Linked DNA regions of Homo sapiens: region 2 is linked to region 1. A link is a contact called in ENCODE Hi-C or POLR2A ChIA-PET data. All regions are on one chromosome and are shown on one strand. Each heading gives the region's core, a stretch centred on a gene start or an enhancer-like site at or near the end of the contact. The rest is flanking DNA. Distances are from core to core; before and after follow the strand shown. Region 1 holds the start of PRR29 (proline rich 29). Region 2 overlaps SCN4A (sodium voltage-gated channel alpha subunit 4).

Region 1 (2,700 bases), core at 36-2,535:
TGGGGGACACACCCTTCGCCTCCTCCAAGGGTCAAAATCCTACCTGGCTTTCAAGGGCTGGTTCTAAGATCCTCTGCTCCTCCAAGGAGCCTGTCCCCATCCCCCAACCCTATGTGCACTTGTGCTTTGTACCTCTCCATGTGCCATCACAGCCAACCTGGCTTTGTATCCCTAACCATTCATTTATTCATTCACTCGTTCAACAAATATCAGCTGAGCCCCTACACGGTGTCAGGCACCAGGCCAGACGCTCATGATGCATGGGGCAGGGTTACCAGGGTGCCTACCTTCCTGGAGCCTTAAGTCCAGTGGGGGAGGCACTACAGGGAAACCTCCTTGAAAACAAGACCTCGGTGGTCTGGACTTTGGGGGGTCTCTTCCCCGCCCCAACCTTTCATGGAGGCTGAAACATGACAGATGCCAAACAGCCCCAGCCAGAGAGACGGGCTGGCTTCCTGCTCCTCTGTCTCCCAGTTCTTTTCCCCCCTGAACAGGAACCCCAGGTGGATCCGCATCCCTGGACCCACAGGTGAGCGACCCCGGCGGCCCACCCACACGCACCTGAGGGCAGGGCGAGGCAGGCCGGGGCTGCAGCGCTCCAGCCACCAGGCGACTCAGCAGCAGCTGGTGCATCTGCGCGTTCTGCAGCATCATCAGTTCCAGCAGGTCTAGGAAGCGGGGTTCAGCAAGCCCACGCCGGGCCTCCGAGTCCCCCTCCCCCTGACACCCCTGTCCCGGGGGTGAAGAATGGGTTGGCGGGTTGTGCTGCGGGGACTCCCAGAGGATGTGCGAGGCAGAAGAGGGTGAGTGGTGGTGATGGTGGGGGTGGGGTGGGGGGACCCGGGAGTCTCACCTTCCTTCACGCGGCCTGGCTGCGGGGGCGCAGGTGGGACGGCCCACGAGAGGGGCTGCAGGAAGGTGACCCAGGGCTGGGGGTGTGCGCGGAGTCAGCCAGGTGGGGTGGGGGGAATGGATGGGGACACGTCGCGAGCCCCAACCCCCCCGGCCAGTGGCCTCCCTAACCCCGCAGGGGCCAGGTTCTCTCCTCCCCGCCCCGCGGCCTCCCTGCTCCCTGCCACGCCTCTTCCTCTCGGTTTGGGGCTGTCTCTCCTCGTCCCCCACCCCTCCAGGATCTGGCCCCTCCAGGGACAGCTCCCCACTCTGCCGTCTCCCAAGCTAAGGCAGGATCTGCTCCCGGGCTCAGCCCTCACCGTCGGGACTGCGCTCTGCGGTGGGGAGCGACCCCAGCTTCCGCCCGCCCCAGAGGCCATGGCTGGCGCCGGTTGCCTTGGCGACGCCGAGGACGCCAAGGTCTCTTCCCACGCATGCGCGGAGCCCGCCCGTGCTCCTGGGTCTTCCATCTCCCTGCTCCCTCCTGTCTCCTCCTCCGCGGACTTGGGGTCCCCAGGAGCCCTCCCCCGCCACCAGGAGGCCAGTCTCCTCCCCGGCATGTCCACCTCCCGCCGCGCTGCTCGGGGCTCCCCTCCCCTCCCCTTGCTGGTTCCCAGAACTGGGCCTGGGTTAGTGCGGGGAAGGGGGGTGTGTTTGTTGAGTGAATAAGCGAGTGACTGGGGAGGCTTGGTTTCGGGGTCCCAGAGCCCGATTGACTCAGCTGAAAAGTTCAGGAGAAACAGAGACTTTTGCAGGAGCAGGCTGGGGGCTAGGGCAGACGAGTGAGGAGGACAAAGGGTCTGTTCCCTGTCACTCTGACAGAGAGAGGGGCTTCCTGCCAGGAAAGAGTGGTTTCTGGAGCAGACCAAGGAAGGAAACACCGCCCGAATTCACGGAAGAGGCTGAGGACTCTGGCTGGAAACACGTGGCCGGCTTCTCGCCTCTCTCCTTGCGGCTATTTGCCCTGTTTCCTGGCCAAGGTGAGCCACTGCTCCTCAGACGAGGAAAATCGTGGTGACTTCAGCACCCGCGTCCCCAGTACTGTCTCCCGTACTGGAAAAGTTACCAAAGCACGCGTTCTTTTGACAGGAAGTTAGCAAGGTCTTCCTTGCTTAAGAACAGGTGAAGGGGGAGATCTATTTCTGCAGCTGTGACCATCCTAAGATAGGCCCCCGGCAGCAGTCAAGGAAAATCCAGACAGGAAGCTGGGCTTAGCACCCCGAGTAGCCCTTCCCCCACTCTCCATGTCAGCTCCCCTTCCTGCCAGTCCTGGAGTAAGAACCAGAAAGACCATTCCCACCTCCTCCTTTGCTCCGTAGTACCTGTCTCTAGGGGAGCAGGCTTGTGGGCATTACTTTACTGTCCCCATGGGTCTTATGGCTTCAACAGCCATTAACAAGCTGAGATCCAGGCACTGGGGTCACAGCCCCCCAGTGAGTAGAACACAGAGATGCCTCTCTCCATCTCCATTCTCATTCCAGGTAGAAAGAGAACAAGCCATTTTGCTCATCATCAACAAACCTTGACCAAGGAAGTGTCTGCGTGTGCAATGTGCCATCTGAACCCTGGAGGCATAAGCAGTATGGTCACTTGTCCCAGCATTGTTGGGAAGTGAAAATGTATCCATGGAAAGAGAGCAGAAAGATAAGACTACGCCCCGGGGATAATGAAAAAGAGAGGACTTGACCGCTGAGGGATGGAGTTCCAAGGAAGTCAGTCCTTGATGGGGCCAAGCAGCAGGGGAAGACGGGCGCTATCAGGCTGGGGACAGAGCCCAAGCCAAGACCCAGGTGTATGAATGGACAGGAC
Region 2 (2,700 bases), core at 189-2,688, 44 kb after region 1:
TTCTCCCCTTCTTGGGGTGGCAGTGGAGGTCACTCCTGCCAGAGCCCTGCAGTGCTGTGCCCAGCTGCCCCCTGCAGTGGCTGGTGCTGCCCTGGGCAACAGGGACTGGGAAGACGCCTGTCCCCATGTTCCCCAAAGGCCTATGGAATCCCTGAGCTGCAGCGACAGAGCTTCTCAGATATTGCTGATCTCTGGCTGGGGGCAGCACCAAGAGAGGGAAGGGGGTGTCACCTCAGCTGCAGAAGAAGACTATGCTGCAGCTACAGAGGAGAACCCAGGCCTCCTGTCCCTGAAAGGAGGGTCTTAGGGAGTGGGGAGAGAGAGGGAAGGTGCCCGGGCCCAACTTTGGGGCAGGATTGGGGATGGGGAGAGCAGACCCTGAGTAGGAGTTTGTTGATGTAAGTCTAAGGACTTGGGGGTGACTGAGTCTTCAGGGAGTTGCTGTTTCTATGTGTGGAAACTCAGAAACGTTTTAAATCCCCACTTTGCCACTCACTGACTGGGAAACCTCGAGCCCGTTATTTAACCCTTTGGGCCTCAGTTTTCCCATCTGGAAAACGGGGATGAAAATGGGGATGACTCTTTCACTGGGTGGTTGCAAGGATTATGTTACGCATGCGCTTACAAGTGCTTACCAAAGTGCCTGGCCACGTGGCTGGGAGTACAGGTGTTGCAGGCGTGCGGCAGGGCAGTGCTGGTTTAGGTTCCCGCCACCAGGGCGATGCTCCTGTATTGGCAGTGGGGGGCCTACTGTATGTCAGTCCCTGCCAAAGGGAGTTACTGGCATTGCCCCTAATTCTCTCAGCCACCCCATGAGACAGGTAATGTTATTTCCACACTCTCGAGGAGGCACTGCCCAGAACCACACAACTAGTGAGAAACAGAGCTGGTGCTGGAACTGGGTCCATGTAACTCCAGTAACGATAACATCAATGACAACAGTATCGTAATAATGATAACGTCAGCATCAGCAGAAGCATGGTGACAGCTGACATTTATTTAGCATTTACCCAGCATTCTGGGTGCTTCACATGTATTCATTTCACCTCATCCTCACGCCCACCTGTGAGGGGCGCGCTGGTTCATGTTTTATAGATGAGGAAACAGGGGCTCAGGGAGGTGAGTCTGTCCCGTGTGTGGGACGGGAGCCCCTGCAATCTGGCTGCAGAGTCTGGAACCAGTACAGGCCCTGCTTCTGTGTGCCTGTCACCCCTATCACACAGACATGCACACACGAACACACCACTGACATCCTTTCCCAGCCCAGCTCTGTGGCTCTCCCAGTTTGCTCAGAGGGAGTGGAACGGCCCAGGGAGGTGGCACTGTCAGCTCCTTGGGCACTGTCCCCTCCCACCACCTCCCCAGGCTTCAGAGAAGCAGGTGTCTGCCAGAGGCCACCAGGGCACCCTGCCAGAGAGTGTGAGGACCCGCATCCCCTGCACCTATGGCACTTGGTCACTTCCTGCGGGTAACTGTGAAGAAGAAGAGGAAGTGACTAGGTAACCCAAAGCACAGAACCCCCAGGGAAATTGATGTCGGCCCCCTCCCCTCCTCCCTTCCCCCATGCCTGGGGCAGCTATTTCTGTCTTGGGCAGGAGCCGTGTGCAAACCCTGCTGACCCAGAGAGCAGCTAATTCCCATCTCAGATGTGTTTCTGGCAACTGGATGCCTCCCCCCAGAGAGGGAGAAGAAAGACTAATGCGTTTTGGTGGGGGGCAAAGGCAGAAAAGCCTCTAGGGGACATGGCGGGGAGGAAGGGAGCCATGGAAATTCCCCTAGCACATTCTCTCAAAGAGCGTTTTCAGATAGTTTTTAAAGAGAGTATTTAACATGATTAACAGAATATAATCAACAGAATGTAGTGAAGACAATGACGAGAAGACCTTGGAGGAGGCTGGTGAGAGCCAGGAGTGAGACCCGCCGAGGAGACGGCCAAGGGTGGCGGATCTGCAAGTGCAGGCTCCCCAATTCCCCATGCCCTCTCACTCCCCCAGGGCTCCGAGGAAGAACCTGGCTATGCTTCTGGCTGATGGGAGCTGGGACCCTCACCCCAGCCAGGATTCTCCTTCCTCCCACTGCCCAGGGCCAGGCAGACTGGTAGAAGGAAGGGTGACCACATTAAAGACCTTCAGGGCTGCCATTCACCTTGTAGGCTAAGTGAAAGATGCCTTCTAAAGTTATACAATGACTAGAATCCTGGTTCGAGTCCTGGCTATGCTCTGTGTCCTAGAGCAGGCCACGCCACCTCTCTAGGACTCAGTTTACTCATCTATAAAATGCTGAGCTGGCCTCAGAGTTCACCACACTCTTCCTACACCTTGTATAACTTTCTTTCTTTCTTTCTTTTTCTTTTTCTTTTTTTTTTTTTCTTCAAGGCAGGGTCTCGCACTGTCACCCAGGCTGGAGTGCAGTGGGTGCAATCTGGGCTCACTGCAACCTCCGCCTCCCGGGTTCAAGTGATTCTCCTGCCTCAGCCTCCCAAGTAGCTGGGATTATAGGTGCACCACCACGCCCAGCTAATTTTTGTATTTTTAGTACATGGTTTCACCATGTTGGCCAGGCTGGAGCACCTTGTATAGCTTTCTATTATTTCAAACATAATAACAGCCAACATGCGTTGAGTGCCTACTGTGTGCTCTACTTGTATTGATGGGTTTTTTGTTTGTTTTTTGTTTTTTTGTTTTGTTTTGTTTTGAGATG

What was found. Hi-C counts contacts between places; a loop is a spot of excess contacts on that map. ChIA-PET counts read pairs that join two places held with the same protein, here RNA polymerase II (POLR2A). Pooled maps may share reads with other maps.
Region 2: a map with no recorded cell type shows a loop between it and region 1 (2.1-fold over the local background). The contact joins the enhancer-like site here to the promoter of PRR29 in region 1. A Hi-C loop is called at or near these places in 35 of 168 maps with a recorded cell type or tissue (B cell, CD4-positive, alpha-beta T cell, CD4-positive, alpha-beta memory T cell and 21 more), 22 of 37 single-sample maps with no recorded cell type and 28 of 50 pooled maps. POLR2A ChIA-PET finds 5 or more read pairs at or near these places in 17 of 52 experiments (AG04450, B cell, CD4-positive, alpha-beta memory T cell and 11 more).

The regions. Positions count from the first base shown.
Region 1 is chr17:63,996,936-63,999,635 of GRCh38, reverse strand. It overlaps PRR29 (proline rich 29), which reads right to left and starts at 1,285. Exons shown (of 6, transcript NM_001164257.2): 1 at 1,212-1,285; 2 at 854-929; 3 at 562-668. The coding sequence starts at 1,271. It overlaps PRR29-AS1 (PRR29 antisense RNA 1), which reads left to right. Exons shown (of 3, transcript NR_126169.1): 1 at 1-1,311; 2 at 1,714-1,871; 3 at 2,373-2,700. RefSeq lists an enhancer at 122-1,099 and a silencer at 1,353-1,402.
Region 2 is chr17:63,953,354-63,956,053 of GRCh38, reverse strand. All of the region lies in intron 13 of SCN4A (sodium voltage-gated channel alpha subunit 4), which reads left to right. Among named protein-coding and RNA genes, the nearest start is that of SCN4A, 18 kb to the left of the region's middle. Within about 2 kb of position 1,438, at least 8 of the 41 ENCODE cell types and tissues checked have a DNase peak (open chromatin) inside an H3K27ac peak, as active enhancers do; they include B cell, CD4-positive, alpha-beta T cell, CD8-positive, alpha-beta T cell and 4 more, where a contact is called at or near this core.